3 separate regions of the Mus musculus genome follow, and regions 1 and 3 are each linked to region 2. A link is a loop called in an ENCODE intact Hi-C map of the cell type or tissue named here. Cell type or tissue: left cerebral cortex. All regions are shown on one strand.

What was found. A loop is a pair of places that touch in the nucleus more often than their neighbours do. Peaks named below come from ENCODE experiments on the same cell type or tissue, not always from the same donor. Only the 100,000 strongest peaks of a DNase experiment are listed, where the experiment ranks them.
Region 1: it touches region 2 in a loop (2.4-fold over the local background); 12 of 42 quality-filtered maps call a loop at or near these places.
Region 3: a loop joins it to region 2, with 1.9 times the contacts of the local background. A loop is called at or near these places in 9 of 42 quality-filtered maps.

Annotation. Positions count from the first base shown.
Region 1 is chr11:79,075,535-79,083,534 of GRCm38, reverse strand. All of the region lies in intron 1 of Ksr1 (kinase suppressor of ras 1), which reads left to right. Among named protein-coding and RNA genes, the nearest start is that of Gm11201, 56 kb to the right of the region's middle. In left cerebral cortex, no CTCF peak of the experiment used is centred here; DNase peaks (open chromatin) are centred at 382, 1,992, 2,364 and 3,274.
Region 2 is chr11:79,142,368-79,150,367 of GRCm38, reverse strand. Ksr1 (kinase suppressor of ras 1) reads left to right here and starts at 3,895. Exons shown (of 19, transcript NM_013571.3): 1 at 3,895-4,313. The coding sequence starts at 4,089. In left cerebral cortex, a CTCF peak has its summit at 3,969; DNase peaks (open chromatin) are centred at 3,833, 4,420, 4,576 and 5,461; H3K4me3 peaks cover 2,978 bases; H3K27ac peaks cover 2,330 bases.
Region 3 is chr11:79,090,877-79,098,876 of GRCm38, reverse strand. The region is part of intron 1 of Ksr1 (kinase suppressor of ras 1); the gene reads left to right. Among named protein-coding and RNA genes, the nearest start is that of Ksr1, 52 kb to the left of the region's middle. In left cerebral cortex, no CTCF peak of the experiment used is centred here; DNase peaks (open chromatin) are centred at 2,916, 3,973 and 7,559; H3K27ac peaks cover 2,424 bases.

The sequences.
Region 1 (8,000 bases), 67 kb after region 2:
GGCCCCCTCTCCCTGGTAGGTAAGGCAGGTGCTGTGTTTAGAAGCGGGGTGATGGGAACCTGGGCTATTGAGTCTGCAGTCTGTGCCCTGCCAGGTTGGTCCTTTGGCAAAAGGCTTCCCCACCGCAGAACACACAAAGTGCCAAGTTCTAGTAAATCAAACAGCCACCCGGGCTCCATGTGGTTAGCTAATTTGTTCTGAGCTTCAGTGCTAAGCTTCCTGCATTCCAGAGCGCTGGTATGCCAGAAATGCCCGGGACGAGCAAGAAGGAAGTCTTATCTTTATAGTAAAAAAAAAAAAAGAATGCCAATAGAACATCTCTTGGATCTGCTTCTTCATTCCACCCACTCTGCCACTAGCTAAATTACCGTTTGTTCCCATCTTGTGCTGAGTTGCGGTGGGGTCCTTCTTCCTTGATTTTCCCGTCTCTGCTTTCTCCACGCCCACTTCAATCTGTTCTCCGAGTGGTTTCCAAAATGACGATGATCATTCAGAAATGCAAATCAGATCACATTCCTCCGTGTACATCCTACCCCATACCTGCATGACGGCAGCTATTTTAATGCTGTGTTCTTCCAAGACCTTGTAGAAGTTTCCAGAACTTTCTAGGACATATAGGATCCAGTCTTGTCCTACACCAGCTCTGCTGCCCTTCTCTTCTTGGTCCTTTCAGATCTCCAGCTATCTCCCCTGACCCTATTTAAAATCTTTTATGACACTCATCTTTGCTCATAGGGTGCCCCCACACATACCTAGCATGGCCCCCCATCTTTCCGTCAGTATGTGCCATGTCCCTTGCTCCATTTTAGGGGTGCCCTCCTCTCTGATTCCTTGTAGGTCCCAGACACCCCTACACCTCACAGTTGGGCCAGAGTATCCACCAACCTCTGTGCATGAGGAGGAAACTGATTTCTTCTAAGTGTTGCAGGTCTGGTGAACTTCAGACAAGTATGTGGGGGAATTTGAACCAGGACACAGGTGTGTCTGAAGACCTGATGTGTGCGTAGTACGTGACCTGTTGTCCCTCCTCTCAGTTTCCCAACAGAAGTACAAAGCACCAGGGACCTCTGTGTTAGTGATATGTTAGTGACCTGTGTCCACGGAAGCTTCTGTGTCATGGACGTTCATGGAACATGACATATCTGTTCTCTGCCTCCTCTCCTGTTTCCCAGCCAGGCACGCCTATGGACACATCCCTGGTCCCCAGTGGATCCTGGGAACCATGCTGCTCATGACAGACACCATACCTGACTCTGGAAGGATGCGATTTAACTATTGAATGAATGAATGAATGAATGAATGAATGACAGCCACACTTCTCTTCTTGCCTCCGTGGGCAGTCACTTCAGGACATGGGAAATGTGAGGATAAAGTGAATGCTTGCTCTCTCCCGATTTAGTCCAGGTTGTCTCTGAGGCTCCCCAGGAGTGCAGGGACCAAGAGCACAAAGGCAAGGGTTTAGGGGTCAGAGTAATGAGGTAGGACAGGAAGCAAACCTTGGAAAAACAGTCCCGGGGCAGATCATCCACAGACTTTCCAAGGCAAAGGCTGCTTTGCAAAGGCCAGAGAAGTCTTGTTGAGGCTCACAGCCTCTGTGGAGAATAAGATTGGGTCAGAAGATGTCACCGAGAAGTCAGATCCTTGGCTATCTGTCATCCTTGCCTGGCTTACACTTGGAGTTTCTCAGCAAGCCCCACTAAGTGCTTTTGCGCAAGCCATTCTCCTTCCTGGCTTCAGTACATAGTCTCAGAGTGGTTAGACCTTGTGATGTTATCTGGGGATAGTGCTGCTCGCACGGAGGAGCAAACTGGCTGGAGCGTTTCAAGGGCAGGGTCACTGCACCCCAGTGGGCGCCTTCACGCGCCAACAGGGCTAGGGAGCATCGTGGGGTAGACCCTTGCATTTACAGCTTAGGACCAGGTCACAGAGTTCAGCCGTGGCAGATGTGGACAGGGGAGTAAGCTTCATGCGCCCAGCTGTGGCCACTCTCCGCCAGCCAGCCCTCCTTGGGAACATCTCCACTGTGGTCTGGGGCAGACTTGTTTGTTTGTGTTTGAAGTTCCCCGACTTGGAGTTTGACGTCAAGGCAGGATTGCTTGTTGAGAGGCTTGCAGGGAGGTTGTCTCTGTAAAAATTCATGGGCTGGCAGCTTCCCCAAGGAGCCACCAGGGAAGGTTATTGCAAAACCCTTAGTGTGGGGTCACTGGTGTTCTCTCTGCTGCCTACCTCTCCATCCCTGGCTGATGGTCTCACTCTGCCCTTCTACTGCTAATGTCAGCCCTTCTGAGACCCTTGCAGGGTTTGATTGAGAGCCAAGGGCCACCTCTAGGGCCAAGTGCTGTGGTCAGCCCGTGCCTGTGTGTGGAGCCAGCATCTGTGTGGCAGTCCCCCGAGCCCTCCTTGCATTCCCAGAAACTGTTTTGCAACATGTTGGCCACAGAAGTCGGACCAGAGTACTTAGCCAGCTGGGCTGGCAGGATGTCCCCAGAAGCATCCAGCTTTGGAGAGATGGAAGCTGGAAGGGAACATTCCCTGGGCAGAGGGGCAGCAAGGAGGGACAGTGGCTTTAGGAACCATTGAGCTGTGCTGGGTGTAGTGGGTCATGACAGCTTTACTGACTTCCAGAGGTTAGAAGGATGCAGAAAGGAATTTGGTTGTAGCAAGAACTGCTATGGACATCCACTTAATAGTGTGTGTGTGTGTGTGTGTGTGTGTGTGTTGCTAACCATGTGGGAGGAAAGACAAAGGGTGCTGGTGAGCTGGGACCTAGTCTATTGGCTAGAAGATATGCTAAGACTTTAGAAGGGTAGCTATGGGTACTGGGCAGGGGAATGGCAGGCTTAACTAAATTTAGAGCTGATTTGGGACCAGGGATCAGGTGTAGCTCAAGGGTTATTGCAAGTCAGACCAGAGATGGTGATCTGTTTGTATGAACAGAGCCACTTAGGAGATACGCGAATGCTGTGGCTTTTATGCACAGGTCCTGGTACAGTCTGGGTATTGCTGGATTTGGGTCACAAGTCTTTCTCAGTGCTATCCCCAGTGTGAGTGGTCAGCCCAGCTGAGCCCAGCTGAAGTATCAAGGAGTCAATATTTTTGGAGATTATGTGGGCCTTGGGGGCAGAGCACCAGACTAGGTCATTGCTGTAACTATGTGATTCAAAAATTACAACAAAGTTCTTGGTGTTGTCATTCGTGAGCTGGGAATAGTAAAATGTAGCTCCGTGTCACGTGGGCTTAGCATGTGCTGAGTGACTGTGAAGAGCTTGTCGTTCTGCTAAGGCTGGTATGGCAGGCAGGTGTCCTTAGCCTGCGAGTGAGCCAAGCCAGCTGCTCAGCAACCCCAGCTCAGCATAGCTTTGCTGTTCTAAGCTTAGTTTTGAGTAAATGAGCATCCCAGCCAAAGCAAGGGAAGGGAACCGGGAGGGTGGTCCAGTGGTTAAGAGCACTTCTGCAGAGAGGACCTGGCACTTCTGTAGGACGCTTCACAGCCACCTTTAACTCTAGCCCCAGCAGATCTGACACTCCCCAGAGACCCCCATGTACATATATGAACACAGACACAAACATGTATACATACATAAAAATAAGGCAGGTGTGGTGGCACACACCTTTTATCCCAGCACTTGGGAGGCAGAGGCAGGCGAATCTATGTGAGATAAAGGCCAGCCTGGTCTACAGAGTGAGTTCTAGGCCAGACAGAACTACACAACTACAGCCCGATTTCAAAAGAATGAAGAAAAATAATAGAATCTTTTTAAGTATGTAAGAGTCTGTAATGTTTTTTAGTTTCTTGTGCTTATTTTGTGAGGGGAAAGATACTCTACTATTATGGCTAGGACTGGAGTTGTACGATGACTGGAATGTTACCCCAAAAAAGATCCCTACCTCCAAAAATTGCCATTGAGAATCCAGCAAGAGGAGTTAGGCACTATGTAAACGGGGGCATGTTTCCTACTGCCAGGTTTGTAATTGAACACTGACACAATTTCATGATTTTCATAACCCAGGGAGCCTGCCTCTGAATGACTCTGGCGTCTGCCTCAGCCTGTTCCTGCCGTCCATTGGCCCCTGTATATTCCTACATCAATTACATCTGCTACCGTAGACTTAATCTCCTGCCCTGTATTTGGACATGGAGCCTTGGGCCACAGGGTTGCCCTGCAACAGGCAACATCTGAGCCACTTTCCCAGTCCAGCTCTCTAGTTTATAAGTCTCCTATAGAAGGGACTTCACAATCCTAGGCCCTGCAACTTTAGGGTGGAGCTGATGTCATTTGCAAGAGTCAGCTCTCTGGAAAGAGGTGCTTTTTGTGGAGGTACCAGAGGTCCTTATGCCTCTGTGCACTGAGTTGTTCTTGCTGGCTGAGCTGAAGTGTGATACTCACAGGCTCTTGTTCCTTGAGCACTTGCTGTGTCCTGGGTGTTGGAGAGAACACTGGCAGAGGAGTCCACAGGGAACAGGCAGATAGGGAAACTGATCCAGTCTGTGCCACATGGGCGGTGGTATGGGGCCACCTGACCTGGTGCCTCCCTCAGAGGACAGAACAAGGGCCATAACCAGGTAGGTTGGATGTTGGAGATAAACAGGAGGCTTTTGAGGATCCTTGCATGTGAGGAGTATGTTTCTCCATCTGACATCAGCCAGTCCCCCAACAAGGGCTGCTCTGCAGCCAGCCTCTCTGTGCAAAGCCCGTAAGTGGCTTAATAATAGCCTCAGAAGAGCTCCAACTTCCAGATCAGCATGGCCCCAGGATTGGCCATGACATCTAGACACCCTATGGGGTTCATATAAGATACATTTGTTCTTGGTGTCTTCTCTTTGAGAGGCTTGGTCTGGGTCATGCCCAGAGCAGTGAGGGTGTAGCAGGTAACGTGTGAGCTTGATCAAAATTCTCACGTACAGGTACTCACCTGGGCAAGCAGCATCCCCACGATCTATGCCCTCCCAGAGCAGTCGTACTGTCTGGTGCCAAGGGGAGAGAAGAAACCAGAGGTATCTAGGCAAGCCTACTTTTGGCCTTCCTATTTTTGAAAGTAAAGGAACCTGGGCCCGGGAAAGTGGCTCTGTCAGCAAAGCGCTTGCTGAGTTTGGATCTCCAACACCTCTGTAAAAGCTGGATCCAGTGGTGTACATCTGTAACCCCAGTGTTCAGGGGAGAGCAGGGACCAGTGGCTCTCCCTAGCTCATTGTCCAGCCAGTCCAGCTGAGTCAGTGAGCTCCAGGGTTAGTGAGAGATCCTGTCTCAAAAAAAATAAAGTAGAGAAGTAAATTGAAGACAAGGGTCTGCCTTTGGCGCTAAGCACGGGTGTGCATACTTGCACAGAAGTGATATCTCTACATACTTAGAGGAACATAGATCACAACGCACATTATGCTTAAACATTCCTGATCTGTTATCCCAAACATTATTCTGTGGTCAACATTAGCTATCATTGCCTTTAGCTCTTACCCCAGAGAGGGGGGTAACTCCAGAGATGGGCAAGCACCCCACTGCTATAGTCCTTGCCATTGAGGTGATGAAAGAGGACCTGAAGACCACCTGGCAAGGATGCTAACCATCACTGAGCAAGCATTTCCCTGCTCAGGCAATTTATTTGGTGTGGTCCCCCATCCCACCCCCAGGGTCCCATGTGGCTCAGGCAGGTGTCACACTTACTGTATAGCCAAAGATGACGTTGAACTCTTCTCCCACGTGCTGGGAGTACAGGTATCCACCACTGCCCTGGCTCAGGCTACACAGTTTCGCCTTTCAGGTTCATCAACCCTATTGTGACTGAGGCTGGCACTGGGAATCCCTTGACTGTGTTTTTCCACAGGGAACTGAGGCAGCGAGGGACTTTATGGCCAGCCTGTGGTCTCAGAGCTGAGTCTTCCCTCATGTCCCTGTGTCTTTGTGTGTGTGTGTGTGTGTATTTGGTTGGTTTGGTCTGGTTTGGTTTGGTCTAGTTATTTTGAGACAGGGTTTCTCTGTGTAGCCCTGGCTGCTCTTTAACTTAGAGATTCACTGACCTCTGCCTTCTGAACGCTGGAATTAAAAGTGTTCACCACCAAGCCTGGCTTATTTTTGATTGCGTGCGTGCATGCGTGCATGTGGGGGGGGTGGTATGTGCATATGAGTGCTTGTATCCTCACAGGTCAGAGGCTTGGGATCCTCTGGAGCTAGAGGAGCCCCAGACAATTGTTAGCCTCCTGGCATGGGTGCTGGGAACTGAACTCAGGTCCTCTGCAAGAGCCCTAAGCGCTCCTAACTGCTGAGCCATCTCTCCAGCCCATATTTACAATATTTTGAATGGACAGGATTTAGTTCATTGACAGTTCCACCCAAGTAGAGCTAACAGTCTTCCTCATGCCCAGGTGGTCTTCAAGGGTGGCCTGAGTAGCTTGCAGTTACACTGTGGGACTTGCATTTTTCTTGCCAGTTCCAAATATTCTTGTAGGTAGTTCAACAGTTCCACGTGTCGCTGCATTTCCGAGGTTGAGGCTGAGCCCCGGGGCTTTTCTCTAAGATCTTTGATCCTAACTATCAAAGCTCGGAGCAGAGAGTGGACCTTAGTGAGTGCTTGCTGTATACAGGACCTGCCAACTTGTTTGTGGGCTCACCAGAGCTTTTACACTGTGTAAACCTGGCTGTGTGGAGAACAGTGGGGCAAGTACTCTTGATGCAAATGGCTGTCAAGGTGGGCAGACCGAGGCCCTACCTGTGGCCAGCATCCTAGCGATGACGTGACGACTCTTAGCTCTGTAGGCGGCCACCCCGCTGGAACCTCTGGTGCTTTTAAATTCCGGAAAATGCAGATCTTGTGGGTTTTGTGGCAAAGAGGAAATGACACCATCGATGTGAGGTCCCCTGGCACACCCCCTGGGCTTGGCTGGCAGGCCTGCTGCGGTTTGTCTCAGAAAGTGGCCGTTTGGTGCTTCCGAGACTTCACTAACTTTCACAGAAAGTGAGAGCAGCCCCATCTCCCTGGGATGGGAACCCTAACACGCCAGCTGCTGCTGTTTTGCTTGGGCAGGATAGAGCACTGCTCCTCAGTAAGTGAGTTCACAGGAGACAGCAGCTCCAGGACCCCAGAGCTGCCAGCAGTCATAGCACAGCAGGGACTTGCCATGTTCCTCACTCAGCTCAGGCCCCATTGGCAGTGTTGCACAGCCCTGCCCCTGGCCTGCTTTGCGATACTTAACCCAGAACTCCAATATCTTTATATCCAATAAGGTATAGCTTGGTGGTAGGGTATGGAATGAGTGTGGCTGTGAGGCCCAGGCCATGTGCCAGGCTTCTGGGCATCTGATGGTACTCAGAGATGCAGACTGGGCATCTGATGGTACTCAGAGATGCAGACTAGACCTGTGGCTATGCAGAACTTGTAACCTAAAGGAAGAGAGCCAGACCAGCTGGAAGGACTGACAGTCACCTGGGTGAGGGCCTAGAGGCTTCCCGGAGGAAGGAGCGCAGACGCCTAGCCTAGGTCCAGGGATTCATGGCAAGAGGGTCATTGGCACAAAGATGAGCGAGGGGCTGAACATGGCTTGGGGAAGGCAGACAAGTGGAACTGGAGACCCTCAGACTAGCACTTCCCCACATCAGTTGGCCACAGCCAAAGTCCTATGTAAAACAGGTGTTATTAATCATCCCCCAGAGGTCCAGCCTGTGGGCCCCTCTCTGGGATGGATGGCTATTATTGACGATACTGTTAACATTAGGAGCCTAGCCGCCTCTTTCATCAGTGTGGAAAAGGGTAGTTTTGAGTTCTCACAGCTATCTGATAAGTAGGCCTGCCTCTGGTCAACCCTCAGAAGGTGTGGTTTGCAAGCCACTTATAGTGGAAGAAGAGACTGAGTGGAAATCCTGAGATTAGAACCCTGGGCTTTCCTTCCTCTGCCATTGGGAGCCCAAGTCACACCCAGGTGCAGTACCGGGCATGAGGGGGCAGAAATGGGTGAGATGGATACAGGCCCTGCCTTCATGGTGGGGCGGGGGAGCTTAACATGTTACTTG
Region 2 (8,000 bases):
AGCTGAGCTTCAGCCTCAGCCCAAGAAATCATTTTAATATAGATTTAAGCATAGGGATGAGGGAAGAGGAGGGTGCTTAGGAAAAAGACAGTGCATCTCCCAAGACACTGGTGTTCTCCTCAAGACAGAGTCACCTATTTTCTTTTCAAACAAGAACGTAGGGGAGATGACTCAGAAAGTAAAAGCAGTTACTACCAAGCCTGGTGACCTAGTTCAGTCCCTAGACCAGAGCTGTCCTCTGATCTGTTCTCTCTCCCTCCCTCCCTCCCACAATATTAATTATCTCTATAAAATATATATTATGTAAACATATATTGGCTTTCTTTTTTTGTGTGTGTGCTTAGAGAGCTGTGCTTGTTTGTTTGAGACACGATCTAATGTAGTCCAGGCTGGTTACAGAACTCTAAAACTGGCCGTAAACAGATTCTCCCGCCTGGGCCACTACACCTTGCTTCTTGGTGGCATTTTTCCCTTCATACCCCCTCCCCCAGGTTTTTACATTGTGCATGTCTAAATGTGTCACGCCATCCATCTGGAGCACAGAGGACAACTTTTGGGAGTATGTTCTCTCCTTCCACCACGTGAGTCTCAGGGATTGCCCTCAGATCTTCGGGCTTGGCAGCCCACTGGGCCATCTTGCCCGCCCCCCATGGCATTTCTAAGAGGCTTCCAGGTGATGTGTTATCATTGCTCTTGTGCCATATTAGGAGTGATACAGGCTTAGAGACAATTCCCAGCTTCCTTCCTGTGCCCTGCTTTATCTAGCCCTGTCCAGTTTCCCTGTACCATCTCCATCTGCTCTTTCTTATCACACTGTGGCGATGTGAGTCTTCCTTCTCTTCCTGCAGTATGTCAAGTTCCTGCCTCTAGGCCTTTGCACATGGCCCCTGCTTGGAATGGCCCTTTCCTGGGGAACCGCGTGCATAGGTGGCTTCATTTTCTCATTCAGATCTCTGCTCAGCCCAGTGTGGTGCACACACTTGTGTCATCCTCTCGCTTGGGAGGCAGAGGCAGGAGGATCAGGAGATCAAGGTCACACCCTAGGCTATATAGTGAGTGCTCCAAAAACAAAACAAAACAAAACAAAACTGGCCAACCTCATTTCTGTGATCAGAGACCTTCTTTGGACACTTCTTTTTCTTCCTTTATAGCACCCAACACTCTCTGAATTTACTGTTGGTGTGTGTGTGTGTTCAGTTTAGATTTATTTTTATTTTTACATATGTTTGTGTGTGTCTGTGTGAATGTATGCCTATAACACACGTTGTCAGCTGCCCAAAGAGAGCAGCCAAGAGATTGGCGTTTGTTTAGCTTCCAGCTCTTCTGCTGCCACCATGGTGGCATGGATAGACATGAGTGCCACAGGCCGCAGGCCAACAAGGGGTCTGTGCCAGGATTTGGGGCCAGAATATGGTCCCAAGAGCTTGAGAGGTGTCTCAGTTAGTAAAGTGCTTGCCATGCAAGCCTAAGGACCTAAATTTGATGCTCTAACACCCATGTCAAAGGTGGGCCAGCAAGACATGTCTGTGATTCCTGGGGCTTCTTAGCCAACTAGTCGAGCAGAACTGACAACCTCCAGGTTCAGTGAGAGACCCTGCCTCAAAACAACAAGGTGGAGAGAGATTGAGAAGTCCACGGACCTTCTGCACTGTGGCTTCTCAAAGCATGCTGTCTACAGTTGCAGCATCAGTACCCCCTAAGAACTTGCTAGAGATGCAAATCTCAAGACCCAGGCTTGGATTTATGGATCAGGAAACTACAGGCTTTGGGTCTCTCATTCTAGGATGAAGGAGCCCTCCCCTTGACTGTGACACTGTTCAAGCTTGAAAACCACCATTGCAGTTTTATTTCAAGGTAGTTGCTTCTCGTATACAGGGTCTGGAGTGGGGCTGTGGTAACAGAAAGGGCTGGGAACATGTAAGTACACCAGAGGGGTCTTGTTCACAGAGTGGGGATTGTTGTATCTTCATAATCCTTTGAGACAGGGTCCCACTAGATAGGTTAGGTCGGTCTCAAGTAAAGAATTCTCCTGCCTCAGCCTGTAAAGTGCTGGGATTAATGTGAGCTCCCACACCTACCTGTATCAGTAATTCTTTTTTTTTTTTTTTTTTAAAGATTTATTTATTTACTTATTATATGTAAGTACACTGTAGCTGTCTTCAGAAACCCCAGAAGAGGGCATCAGATTTCATTACGGATGGTTGTGAGCCACCATGTGGTTGCTGGGATTTGAACTCGGGACCTTCGGAAGAGCAGTCGGAGCTCTTAACCACTGAGCCATCTCGCCAGCCCCAGTAATTCTTTTTGTTTAGCTCTGTTCGATTAATTTTGTTTTATGGGTCTGAGTGTTTTGCCTGCATGCATGTATGTGTAGCCATGTGACTACTTGGTGCTCACAGAGGTTAGAAGGCATCAGAATCCCTAGAACTGGAGTTACAAATGGCTGTGATCCATCACACGGATGCAGGGCACAGAACTCCTCATCCTTTGCAGGAGCGAGCGCTCCTAACTGCTGAGCTATCTGTCTAACCCAACACTGTTTTTGAGGCAAGACCTCACTATATATGTAGCCCAAGCTGGTCTTGAATTCACTATTTGACCAGATTGGTCTTGAACTCACAGAGATCCTCCTGCCTCTGCCTCTGGAGTGCTGGGATTAAAAGTGTGTACACTTGACTTCAGTTTTTACTTCTTTTTTCGAGACAGGGTTTCTCTGTGTAGCCCTGGCTGTCTTGGAACTTGCTCTGTAGACCAGGCTGGCCTGGAACTCACAGAGATTCTCCTGCCTCTGCTTCCAGAGTGCCACTGCCACCTGGCTCATTTTCACTTCATTTTTATTGCTAGAACATGTGAGGTGGACTGATGGGAGAGGAGAATGAGCAGGTGTGGTAAAGCTTAAATTAGGGCAGACTGGGAAACACCACTGCTAAGACCACTGACTGCTGAGGCTCAGGGTCTCATCTAGATAGTGTGAAGTTAGAAAGGAGCTAGCATGTATACTTGATCGCACATGCCAGCAGTTAATATGGGTGCTGTTAGAAACATAACTTTTTTAAAGAAACCCTCTAGACTAGATGGCTATGACTACCCTATTTGATGTGAAGGGGAAACTTGGGCACTCAGAGGAAAGCTATTTGTCCAAGTTCACATACTGGGTAGACCCAGGTTCTCTCTGGCTCGAAACTCTTAGAACTGTTCAACAAATTAATATTTTGCCCATGTGGCATCTACAGGGTATGGGGGGCACTAAATTTATTTTGTTGAGTAAATAGAACACAGAAGAAAGTCCTTTCTCCTTGCCTGCACAGTAACTTTGGTGTGACAATTCAGGGTCAAGCTCTATGTGAACACAAACACAGCCTCGTCGGGTGTTGTGAGATTTTGATGAAGGTGGGTGTTTCTTTTTCTTTTCTTTTGATAGTGTTGGGGAATCAAACCTAGGGCTTTGTGTTTGCCTGGCAAATGTTCTGCCGCTGAGCTACACTTTTAGCGCATTCCCATACATGGTAACCCCTAAACTCATACAAAAATTTTAGGACCCTCAATATCCTACAAGACAGGGGTTATCTGGGTCTGAGCCATCAGCCCCTTCCCCACCCCATTCGCCAGTCTCGGAAAGCTACTGATGTGTGTGCGCTTGCGTGTGTGAGAAGGGTGTAGTAGTGGGAGATGGGGGTAAAGGAATCAAACTCCCTAGACCACGACGCGCACGAATTGGAGCAGGCGCAGAGCAGCCCCTTCTAGACGTCAGGCGGGGCCGAAGTGCGGGCGGGGCCCCGAGGGCGCGGGCCAGAAAGCAGATGCGATGCGCGGACTACAAGTCCCAGAATGCGTCGCGGCCCCGATCCGGCCCCCGCTGTCGCTTAAAGGCTCCAACAACCACAGCCGTCGGGTAGTGGAGGCTTTCGCTTTGCCGCCGCGTCTGGGCGGGAGGAGGAGCGGACTGGGCAGCAGGCTTTCGGGACTGCAGGCTTAGGCGGCGCCAAGGGGCGCTCCTAGTGCAGCCTTCCTGGCTCGGGGCTTTCCTGCCGAGGCGCCCGTGTCCCCGGGCTCCTCGCCTCGGCCCCCAGCGGCCCCGATGCCGAGGCATGGATAGAGCGGCGTTGCGCGCGGCAGCGATGGGCGAGAAAAAGGAGGGCGGCGGCGGGGGCGCCGCGGCGGACGGGGGCGCAGGGGCCGCCGTCAGCCGGGCGCTGCAGCAGTGCGGCCAGCTGCAGAAGCTCATCGATATCTCCATCGGCAGTCTGCGCGGGCTGCGCACCAAGTGCTCAGTGTCTAACGACCTCACACAGCAGGAGATCCGGACCCTAGAGGTAAGGGGCCGTTGCGCCCCACGTCCGGACCCGGCGGTGGCCCGGGAGCCGCCCCACTGCTTTCCTTCCCGAGTTGCATCCTGCAGCGGGGTTGCTGGCTGGAGTCTTCCTCCCTTTCCCGAGCTCTCTGATGCGGCAGCGTGAGGACCTACGACCAGCTCTCACTTTGGAAGAATTTAGGGGAGGGGGGTGTTAGCGTGGAACTGGATCGAGTCTCGAAGACCAGCGTGCCGAGTAGGATGCACAGGGCACCCCACTGCAAACCCCTTTCCGCCTTCACCCTATTTCCAGTGCCCACAGTAGTCATTGTCCCACTGAATCACGCGCCGGTCTTTTCTCCGTGTGCTTTAAGTCCGGTAGCGTGGGCTGGGGCGATGTGGGGGACGTCCCTTGAAGTGTGAGCGTCGATCGATCGGTGGCACTGACTTTCCCCTCACTCCCCACTCTCCTTGTTGTCCGTTTCTTTCCTTTCCACCAGGTCTCTGCCGCTTTTCAAAAAGTGTTTGCTGAAACAGCATTTTTGCTGTTCAGGCGTTGGGGTGCTTGTCTTTGGAGATGTCACAGCGGTTCACTGCTTAAAATGAAATTACCCTTTGACTTCCCTACTCCACCCCAAACACTGAGCTTTGGCCTAGGAAGGATTATACTGGGGAAGGGAACCTTTGGTAAGAACAGGCTACTTAAGGGGGTTGCTGACAGAGATAACCTGGAGTGCAATGAGGAAACAAGATGTGTGAGCTCTCTTCTCTCAAATTATACAGTTGGGAAGTGCAGCATTAAAACGATTTGGAAGAACCAGCCAGAAAGGTGGTTGGCATTTCAGAAGGGGACGCTCCCCCACCCCCTTACACATTGGGGGGGAAACTAGTGCCTTCCCAACTTGCTTTTGCCCAGAGACTGGAAGACCTTTGAAAGTGAAGGGGTTATTTAGTAACTCTTTCCCTAAGAAGGGCCTTTCCCTGGCATTGCCACATTTGGTTTCTGTAGGTCTGAGGATGTCTTGTTAGATACATAATACCCTTTCTCTCTCCTCTCTCTCTCTCTCTCTCTCTCTCTCTCTCTCTCACACACACACACACACACACACACACACAATTGCTAATTGCATCTGCCAGCTGTCCTAGAGCCAGCTGATGATTGCTGTAATTATTACAAGACCAGCCCTCCCTCCTCTCGCACCACAAGCCTGAATCCTTGTTTGATCCAAAATGCTCAGGGTGACTCTCCCTTAGTTGTATTTTCATAAAAGCCATGAAGCCAGGGACATTGGGAGACTCCAAACAGTGCTGGCTATTATTATTGTTTTTTTGTTACAGTTGCTATAGCAGGACTGACCTGGGGTTTGCCTTAAAAACAAACCAACAAAACCCTGCACTGGGAGTCTCTGCATGTGGATTTCTTGAACACAGCTGAGTGTGTGTGTCCAGCAAAGTTCACTTTTTAGGCTGATACAATAGGAGGCCTGTGTGTCATAGTTCTGGGCTCGTTGTCCTGCCATGTATATCTGTTGAGTTGCTATGTTGTTGGGCTGTTGAATGTTCTGGGTTGGCCTTTGTAGTTCCTCCCCAGGTCCCTTTGAGGTGCTCCTGGGTCCCTGGTTGTATGTAGAATGGCTTATTCTTTATTCTCTGCAAATTCTCTTTGTCCTCTGAGATTGCACATCTTGACAAAGTTGTGACATCAGATACCCCAGAGTCTCCAGCTGTTCAGGCCTCTGAGCTGGTTAGGCAGTAGCCTCCCTACTGGGTGCATTTTGAGGTCATCTCTTGTGGCTTCTGAAGGCCCAAGGGCCATTTGCAGTGTGAACAAGACACATGCCCTGTTCTTTGCAATGCATTTGAAAGATCCTTCTGGTCCCTGAAAAGACAGGACTTTGGATGCCATTTTGGATGGGAGTTTGACCTTGGAGCTGGTTCCTTAGGCTTATTACCAGCTAGTTTGGGTGAATCACTTCATCTCCAGGGCCTTCGCTTCCCCATGTGATCTGTAAGAGGTTGGAGTGGTTCCCTTCACTCTGTTTCTGAAAAGCTCTGCCGTCTTGTGGTTAAATGATGGGGGAGGGGGCTGGGCAGGCGGGACTGGATGAGGACTCTGTTGGGTTAAGTTAATGTGTCTACTGTCTGTGCAGATGTCCCTGTTTAAGAACAGCACTGGACAGGTTATGTAGGAGATGCTTTTATTACTGTGAGAATCTTGACCATAGAAGTGCAAGGGAATGGGAAGCCCCCAGGGCTTTGTAATGGTCCCGTTTCTGTCTAGATGACCTGGTGGCAAGCCGGATAACTTCTACTCTCGAGCTTCCCCACCTGCCTGGAAAGTGTGAACAGAGTGCTTTTACCTGTGGTGTTTGGTGGAGGCTGTGTCTGCCTAGAAACGGTCCCTGGATGGGGGCCTGGTGACATTCGTGCACACACAGGGCACCTTTAGAAGAAGTACATAGAACTAATTTCCTCCAGGTGATGACACAGGACAGGAAGCCATCCCAGAGGTCTGTTCTAGGGCAGCCCACTCTAGCAGCATGTAGAAGGGCAACTAACTCAGGCCAGTCTGAGGAGGCCAGAAGAGGGAGTCAGAAGCTCTGGAACTGGAGTTACAGGTTGTTACCTGCCGTGTGGGTGTTAAGAAGTGAACTTGAGTCCTTTGCCTGAGCAGAAAATTCTCTTAACTGTTTGCTGTGCCATCTGTCCAGCCACACACACACACACACACACACACACACACACACACACACACTATGTATAATTATCTATATGACCTTGAGACAGGGTTTCATTATGTAGCCCTGGCTGAACTCAGCACATAGATTAGTCTGGTTTTGAACTCATGGCTATTCTCCTGTTTCTGTCTCTTGGGTCTTAGGATTACAGGTGTCTGGCTGGAGAGTTTGGCTTATACACCTATATCAGACTTCTGTTCTCTCAAGAGGCACAGGACACTTTGGCCCTTCTTAGCTAAACTCGGTGGGAGTGGTAGCTCATGGGATGTTCCTTGCAGGACCCTGCCCAGGGGCAGGCTTGCTTGAGAAGATCCCAGGTCATGACGGTATGCTGTCTACTGATGGCTTTGCTCTGTGGAACAGCTCCACTGGCGTGAAAAGGGTGTTAAAGGAGGTGAGAAGTACAGCTCGCTGGGAGAACAGTGGCCTTGTCTACTTAAGGCTCTGCAGTTCAAATCTCCAATAGTGCGTGTGAAAGGGGGAAAAGGGGCCAAGGCTTACTGTTCACTTCCTACCTGCCCAGCAGTGTGCTAGTCTCTTTTCAATCTCTTAGGAGTCACTGGAGCCCCACCAAGTTCATCAAACACTTTGCCTGTTTAAATGGAAAGCACAGAAGGCACAACCCGAACTCAGTGTATCGGGATGAAGTTGCAGGTCTGTGTCATTGGGTAGGATCTGGCGGTCTCTGGCAGGCTCTCTAGAGCTCTGACTACTACACGAGGCAAGCAGGGATGTTGTCACTCTCCAGCTGCGCTCATCGAGGGACACCTGGCCTGCTATACAGCTGGGTCTGCTGGTCCCATCTGTGCACTGGAGAGACAACGGTGTGCAGAAGCAGGTGCCCACATCCCCTCATGTTCGTTCACTTTCTTGGCACTCTGTCATCTCTTCTCTCTTGCCATCTTGTTAGCACCGCCCAGAAACGGGCTCCATCTTGGCTTGGTGTCTTGTACGGGTTGCGGGGTCGCTAA
Region 3 (8,000 bases), 51 kb after region 2:
GTCAGAAATCCTAGTAATTTCTAGGGGAAATCCAGGGATTGCTTCCTCAGGAAACAGGAAGTTCAGAGGTCAGCAAACCCCAGCGTCTGCACTGCCTCCTCCTGTCTGCTCTGTAACCACCCTCCACATGGGGCTTCAAGTTCTCAAGGTTTGCATTCTAGGTAGGATCTTGTTCTTATCTGCCTGTTACTCAACTTAATGAGGGGGGAAAATCACCTTTCTGGAAGTCGTTTCCATCTCACTGGCTGCAAGGGGCCTTGGAGGATGAATGTGTTGTCAGCCTGAGCAAAATCAGGTCTCTTCAGAGTTAATGAAGAAGGGACAGTGAGCAGGGGACCCTTGACTAAGAGCAGGTACCCTTGTTTATTGGGTGACGTCAACAAGAGAACTCAATGCTTCACAGTAAATCAGATTCCTTTGGTAGTGGGGAGTTACATCAACCATCTCCAATGTATTTTAAAATAATTTAAAATAGTTCAAGAAGGCAGACACACACACACACACACACACACACACACACACACACACACGACTTCCCTTCATGGCCAGAAATCTCCACAGACCCTGTTGAAGTGTCATTTGTACTGTTGTTTTGATCCCAGATAATTATGCCTCCTCCAATTTATTTTTAAATCATTTTTAGCGGTGCTGAGGATTGAACCTGGGGCCTCACATGTATGTGCGAGACACGTATTGTACTAGTGAGATTTATCCTCAAATCCGAAATGAGGTGCTTTTAGTTGTCGTTTAGCTTTTGCTCCCCTTTGAGGCAAGGTCTTGTTGTGCAGCCCAGGCTGTCCCGGAACTCATGACCCTCCCACCTCTGCCTCCTGACTGTTGGGACACATGCATGTGGCACCATGCTGGGCTGAGATGATATTTTCTAAAGCTTTCGCCGGCTGTGCCGTGCTTCCTGTATCTCCATGCACCTCCCTGTGATGCTCCTCCCTGTGAGCTCCGTGCTCCTCCCTGTGAGCTCTGTGCTCCTCCCTGTGAGCTCTGTGCTCCTCCCTGTGAGCTCTGTGCTCCTCCCTGTGAGCTCTGTGCTCCTCCCTGTGAGCGCCATGGTTTCCAGCTTCAGGTGCTGAAGCTCTGATGCTGGGCTCTGTCAAGGCAGGTCACCCAGCAGACTGAACCACTGGGGGACAAGTCGTGGGGTAGAGAATGATCCGCACTCCTGGGTTAGTCACTACTAACCAGGAGTTTGACCAGGCTTGTCACTACTCGAGTCTCCTTGGACCTGCTCTGTAAGAGAGTATGTGACACCCATCCAGCCACCCAGCCACTCATCCATCCACTGACCCATTCGCCCATGCTTTCAGAAGGGGAGGGAGTTTCCAACATTCCCTAATCACAGTGATAGTGAACGACCAATTCCCATGGCTGACTTGTCACTTTGGCTTTCCCCCTCTCCACTCAGAATAACTTTCTCCTTAATTCTCCTGTCTGGTATAAGATCCCATGGCATTAAGGGACTTGTCACACCTAAAAGAGAGTTAGAAAAGGTAGCTGCATGGGCGAGATACCTAGTCTCTCTGTTTCCTCATCTACACCTAAGAACAGTTTTGACTATGTCACAGTCACTATAAGACCCAATATTACAACTACCACCACCCAAAAGATTGTGTGGGGCCAGGGCTGGTAACCAGATACCAAGAAGAAAGTCTTTGGCACAGGGTTCGAATCTCCCCTCTACTCCTGAAAACTTCATCCACTCAAGCCTCAGTTTCCCCTCCTGGGACTAGGACATCTTGCAGGGCATCTCTGTTGGTGGTGTGCTTTGCAGGGGGAGAACACAGCAAGCCACAGTGGCCTGGAGCCCTTTGTAGCTAGCTGCCTCACTTCACAGGCATCTTGGAGGTAGGCTGCTCTGCCTTCACCTTCCATAGACACGGCTCCCTGAGCGTGCTCTTACAGTCTCCCCAGCCCGCTGTGAGCAAATGCCCCCTCCCACTGAAAATTACAGTAAGAAGTTGAGGTCATACCCTGGACACGTTCCTGACTCTTGTGTTCTGTGGCTAAGATTCCTTCCAGGGGAGACATAAACAACCCATCCCCCCAAGGTCCCAGTGACAAACCAAGGCACCATCCCATTAAAGTTCAGTCTGGGGGAACCAGGGAGTTTATCGGGCTTTCTTACAGACCACAAGTGAAAGGTTACTTATAGGAGTGTGTGTGTGTGGTGTGTGTGTGTGTGTGTGTGTGTGTGTGAGTGAGGCAGCACCTGGAAAGTCTTTACCCAGCAGGGAGGGGGCTTCCATGTAGCCACACAGATCATAGATGGAGCCTCCACCTCTAGTCTTCCCTGGTCTATATCCTCTGGTCCCTCTCCCAGGCTATATGAAGTCAAGGCAGAAGTAGCAGGAAGTGGCTGGCTACTCAGGTGAGGGCCTCGTGACTCTCCCCATCGGCCCTGTGTAAATAGTCAACAGGTCCAGCTGGGGTGATCCTCTTGTAAGGGATACATCTGACCTCGCCCAAGATGGTGGGTGCTAGGCTCCAAGGACAGTCATGCACAAGGATTCTTCTCTCACGACTCTCATAGCAGCAGACCCCAGCAGGTGACAGCCTCTGTAGATGGCTCAGGCACTTTGCACAGAAGACGGAGAAGACGATTTCCTTCCCCTCCTTGGACATGAGCTTGGGAAAGCTCCGATTTCTGTCCGTTACTCTTCTCCTTCTCTTTTCTCTTTCTTTGGAGACAGGGTCTCTCTCTGTAGCCCAGGCTGGCCCGGAACTTAAACCCCCACTGTGACTCCTGAAGGCTGAGATAACAGGTTGTATGTCCATGCCTGGCATGAGCTACTATTTTGAAAAGACTCAGGGCTCTTCCTGGCCTTGCCTGCACTGCCTTTTGTTGGCTGGATAAATAAATGAGCCACTAATGAATCCACGGGCCCCTCTGCCCCTGCTGGTTTTCTCTGCCCAGCCAGCATCACAATGTAGCTTTGTTCAGCCCCTTTGTCCAAAAACACATCTCGCCTCTCCTCTCCTCTCCTCTCCTCTTGGCTCCATCCAAGCAGGGAGGTCACTGCAGTTTCCCAGACCTGGTGGCTGCAGCTCCCATGACTTCTTCCCCTGAGAGAGGAGCCCTGGCTGGGGCATTGTAAGGTGCTACCTGCATCTCATGTCACTATGCTCTGCTTGAAGTGGGCAGAAGGAGCCAGCAAGCCCTGCCCCATAGAAGGGTGGATCCCACTGGCTGACAGCAGAAGGATCCAGGTGATAGTGCCCCATCTGCCTGCCTTCCTAATCCGAAGCTTCCTGAAGTCCCTGGGAACAGGGAGCGGGCTGCTAGGGTGGCCCCTGAGCATCTTCCTGGGGCAGGTTCTATGTGACCTGTGAAATAGGGTTTCTGCAGCCCTGATGGTTGCTACCCTGGTGTGTAGATGGTGGTTCTTTTTCTCCTGCATGGCTGGGGTGTAGCTCTCCCTCACACACTGCAGGCAAATGCTCTGCAGCTGAGCTGTATCCTCAGCCCCCCTTTTATTTTGAGATAGTGCCTCATTAAGTTGCCCAGGCTGGCTTTGAACTCTTAACCTCCCTGTCTTAGCATTGTGAGTAGGTGGGGTTAGAGGTGAGTAGCTGGGATTTGAGCATGTCTGGCTTATTATCCCACTTTGGAATATTTATTTTCCTTGCTACAGAGCCCAGCTTTGTGGTTGTGCTGTGGACAAGTACCAACCCCTGAACTGAGCTGGCATCCAGTAAGTGTGGCATGGAGGGCGGGTGTCTGCTGTAGCTTTGCTGGGTCGTCATCTGTCTCTCACCTGAGCCCCTAGTGAGGTGCAGAGGCACATTCTAATGAGAAGCACACAGCTATTCAAGAGTTGGGACGCCTGGACTGGTTTGGGGCTGTAAACATGATTCTGGGAACACTGGCTTGCCTAAAAATAACCCATTGCAAAGCTCCAGCCCCTTCCCGCAGGCCTACTTCCCAGCTGGCTTTTGCAGTGAGCCTATCCAGCCAGCATACATGTCGCAGCTGGAATGTGGCAGCATTTGGAAATAAACAAGTTGGCCCCTCTCCTCGCCTGGGACTTTCCTTCATTGGGAGATAGCTCCTGAGAGAAGCTGAGATATGCAGGAAGGCCCTATGGGAGGGTGTGAGGAGGGGGTGGGTACCTTGAAAACTCTTGATGTTGGATAAAGGCTCGAGATCTCCTGATTTGGGATATGCAGAAGATGGGTCTCTCCCACAGATAGCTGTTGACAGGGAAGAAAATCTTTTTTTTTTTCTTTCTTTCTGTTTTTCAGAGAGATTCTGTGTGGGGACCAGCATGTGCATTGGCTCCGCACGTGTCCCCAGGGAGCAGCCATTTTGGGCAGGGAAGCTTAAGCAGGGGACTTCTGTATTTGTATATCTGCTATGACTAGTTTAGACTGTGAGGAGAGGGTGCAGACGTCTGTCACCCATCACATGACAGGGGCTGGTGGTTCAGAGCTAAGTACAGCCTGGTCCTGGGAAGGCCCCTCTTTCTCCAGGCCTGGGCACATGGGCTGGGCATTCCTAAGTGGAACATTCGTCTGGTGAAGCTAAGAGTACAAGCCTCCCACTACCAGAAAGTGCACTTTGGGCAGTCCTGAGGTGCAGGATGGAGACTGGTGGGAACATGCACTGTGCCATTTTCTGTGGTGAGGAGAACTGGGAGCAACCCCAGTGCCCGTGGGCAGGAAGGTATTATCAGTATTCTGTGGGGTGCTACCCTGGAAGCAGAGCGCAGTCAATGGCCCGGACTTCCTTGTGAGTCATCTTGACTGTGCTTAAGTCAAGTTGCAGAATGTGTGTCATAACGATATTCCTGCCAGGTAAAGCCAACAGGTACCATCAACTGTAGCAAGGGTAACAAGGAAAGGGTCCAGCAGAGTGGCTCAGTGGTAACGGCGTCTGCTGACAAGACTAGGGACCCGAGTTCGATCCCCAGGACACACACAGGGACGGAGGACAGAGCTGACGCCTGAAAACTGTCCTCTCACCTCCACATGAGCGCTGTGACAGTCCTGTGCTAGCACACACAGTGAATTAAATAAACAAAAAGCCCAGACAGGGAGGCTACACTGCTTGTTACGTTTGAAATATTCACTTAAAGGAAATGAGAGACATCCTCTCTCCAGAAATTGCCAATAACTAATGAGGAAATTAGTAAATAAACAGCCCTGGGGGGTCCAGAACGTAAACACTGGTGTTATTGGCCAAGTCGGGGAAAGGACCCACTTGGGTGGAGTACGAGTGGAAACGGCATTTAAATGACAATCGTTTCAAACAAGTTCATTTTCTCTCACACAAAGGAAGCCGGGAGGTTAGAAGGCCGAGGTTGGCGTGGTCACCAAGAAGCCAGATTCTTTCCCCGTTTGCTTCTCTGTCGTGTCTTACCCAAGTTCCGGGATGGTTGTCAGAGCACCAGCCATGTAGTCGGCTCTCCAGCAGCTAGATGATAAAGGGCTGGAGAAGGTTGCATCCTTGAAATACCCTTTCATAATCTCCATTCGAGAATCCCATTTCTTTATCATTGGCCAGATAGTAAAGTCACATGGGTCACCAGGCTGTGAGGAAGGGTGGAAGGGAGGCACCTGCCCGTTAGCATTCTGCTGCAAAGAAGGGAGGCTGGGTCTCCTGCAGACTCAGAGGATGGGAGATGGAATGCATGAGTGAGTTAGGGATGCCTCTGGGCCCTGAACCTGGACAAGGAGTTTCTGGTTTAGGAGATGTGTATTTGGAGAGGGAAAGTGCAGGGCCTCTACTGTAGCCCCAGGAAGCCAAGTGAAAAACAGCAGCCCAGGTGCTTTCCGAGGTAGCAGGCTGTGGGGAGCAAGAGGAGAGAAGGAGGGGAGTGAGGAGGCAGAAGGGAAGTGGTTCTTCATGCTGGTGTTCTGGCTTCCGACTGAAACGCTGCCAGAGGCCTGTGTTAGAGACTCAGCTGACAGGCTTGGGATGTGACCTTGTCATGAGGCGTCCCCACCTCAGCTGTGGGTTGACGGTCTGGCCGTTCCTATCTGATGGTGTTATTAGAAGTGATAGAAGCAACGTGTGGGTGGAAGTGGTCTCTCCCCCCCCTCCCTCCTCTGCTTGCTCCACCTGTCACATCCCCCTACCCTGATGTTCCTGGTGGCCAAGCACAGCCAGAAAACCTCTGCAACTATGACTAGATCAGTCCCCCATCCCATTGAAACTGTCCCTCTTATCTTGTCACAGTGGACAGAGGGGCTACCACAAGCTCAGTGGCTACAGCACAGCAGACGTCAGCTCCCAGCCCCTTCAGAAGAAAGGAGGTGGCATAAGAGGTGATAGAATGCAGGGGTCAGGCCTGTGGCCTCCAGGGCCTGCAGAGGGCCTTGCAGATCTATTGATGAGCCTTGTCTATCACCTGTGCGCTGGGTGGAGCAAAGGCTTAGGTTGGAACCTCCAAGTGACAGATGGGCAAGCCTGGGCTCGCTCAGCTGTGCTTGCAGTGCGTGAAGGCAATCCACTCAGGGGCAGGAAGCCTACATGCAGGAGTCTAGATTGCTTGAGGGGCAGCTTATGAAGCCAGGAAGCTTCAAGGAAGCTAAGTGATGCTAAGCAAAGTCGGTCCTACATGGCGGAAAAGGGTGGGTGGGATCCATTTGCAAATAGACATTCCTGTTGGGAATGATGTAAGATGAACACACATTTTACCCACCATGGCTGAAAAGCCAGTCATCCTGCTGCATACACGTCTGCTCCAGAACTGTGGATGATGTTGATTTTGGAGATGTTGGTGATGGAGATGATGATGAGGATAATTGTGATGGTGAGGATAGTGATGGTGGTGGTGGTATGTATATGTGAGTACGTGCGCATGCATATGTGTGTGTGCATGCACATGTCATGGCATGCGTGTGATGGTCAAAGAACAGCTTTCAGGAGTCAGTTCTCTTCTTCCACTGTGGGATCCAGGTATTACATGCAGACCATCAAGCTATGCACCAAGCACGCTCACCCACTGAGCCATCCTGCTGACTCTGAACTGCCCATTTCCTCTCGGGGCACACATCTCCCCTGTATCAGAAAAATTGAGTGTCGTGACTGAGGTGTTCTCCTGCTTGTCACCATCCTCACTAGAAAGAAAGGCTCTGAGTTCTGGATCTTCAGATAGGTGTGTTTCGTAGCTCGTAGTTTCTGAGGCGAGGGTGCAGGGTGCGTAGTTACAGAGCACTGCTGGTTTTTGAGGATGCTCTTGTTAGATTGGTTGAGCATCTTTCCTGTGGGGGTCCTGCTTCCCACACGTGCATCCAGGTTAGATCTGGCTTCATTGATCAGCAGGAACAGTTCTGACGGGTTTAACTTCCCAGAGAGGCAGTGAGCTCTGCATAATCTAACACATCCGGTCTTCAAAGATGAACACTCAGGGATTTCTACAGAGGGCAGGACCTGAGGATCAGTCCTTTCTCCTCCAGCACAGACGCAGGCTTCTCCACTATGGCTTCTAGTATTTCCAAACTTAGGATGCCCAGGGCTTCCATGGATAACACATTTAGAATTCTTGCCTTCTCGATGAATGACGTCAACCGTGCTGGCAAGATGGTTCCGTGGGTAAAGGCACTCACTAGCCATGCAAACCTGACAGCCAGAGTTTGGTCCTCAGAACCTATGTAAAGATGGAGGAAGAGAATCGATCCCAGAAAGTTGTTCCCTAGCTTTTGTGGAATATACCTGGCATATACGTGTGCCCTTTTAACAAGAACAACAATAACAACAACTATTATTATTATCCTTTAAATTTTCAAGAAAAATCACACATCTTCTTTGAAGATAGTGCAAAAAGTAAAAATGTCAAATAAGAGACCCTCTATTTCGAGCTGGGTATGATGACACAGGCTTGTCATCGTAGCATGCAAGTGGAGCTAGCCTGGGCTACATAGTGTATCTCTAGTGTTTATATTTTGATATGTTTGTTTTGCTTTAAAACATAGATTGGCCTTCATGTTAAGGAAAAGGAAAACGATAATCACGGTCTAAATACAGAGACGGCCTGAGATTA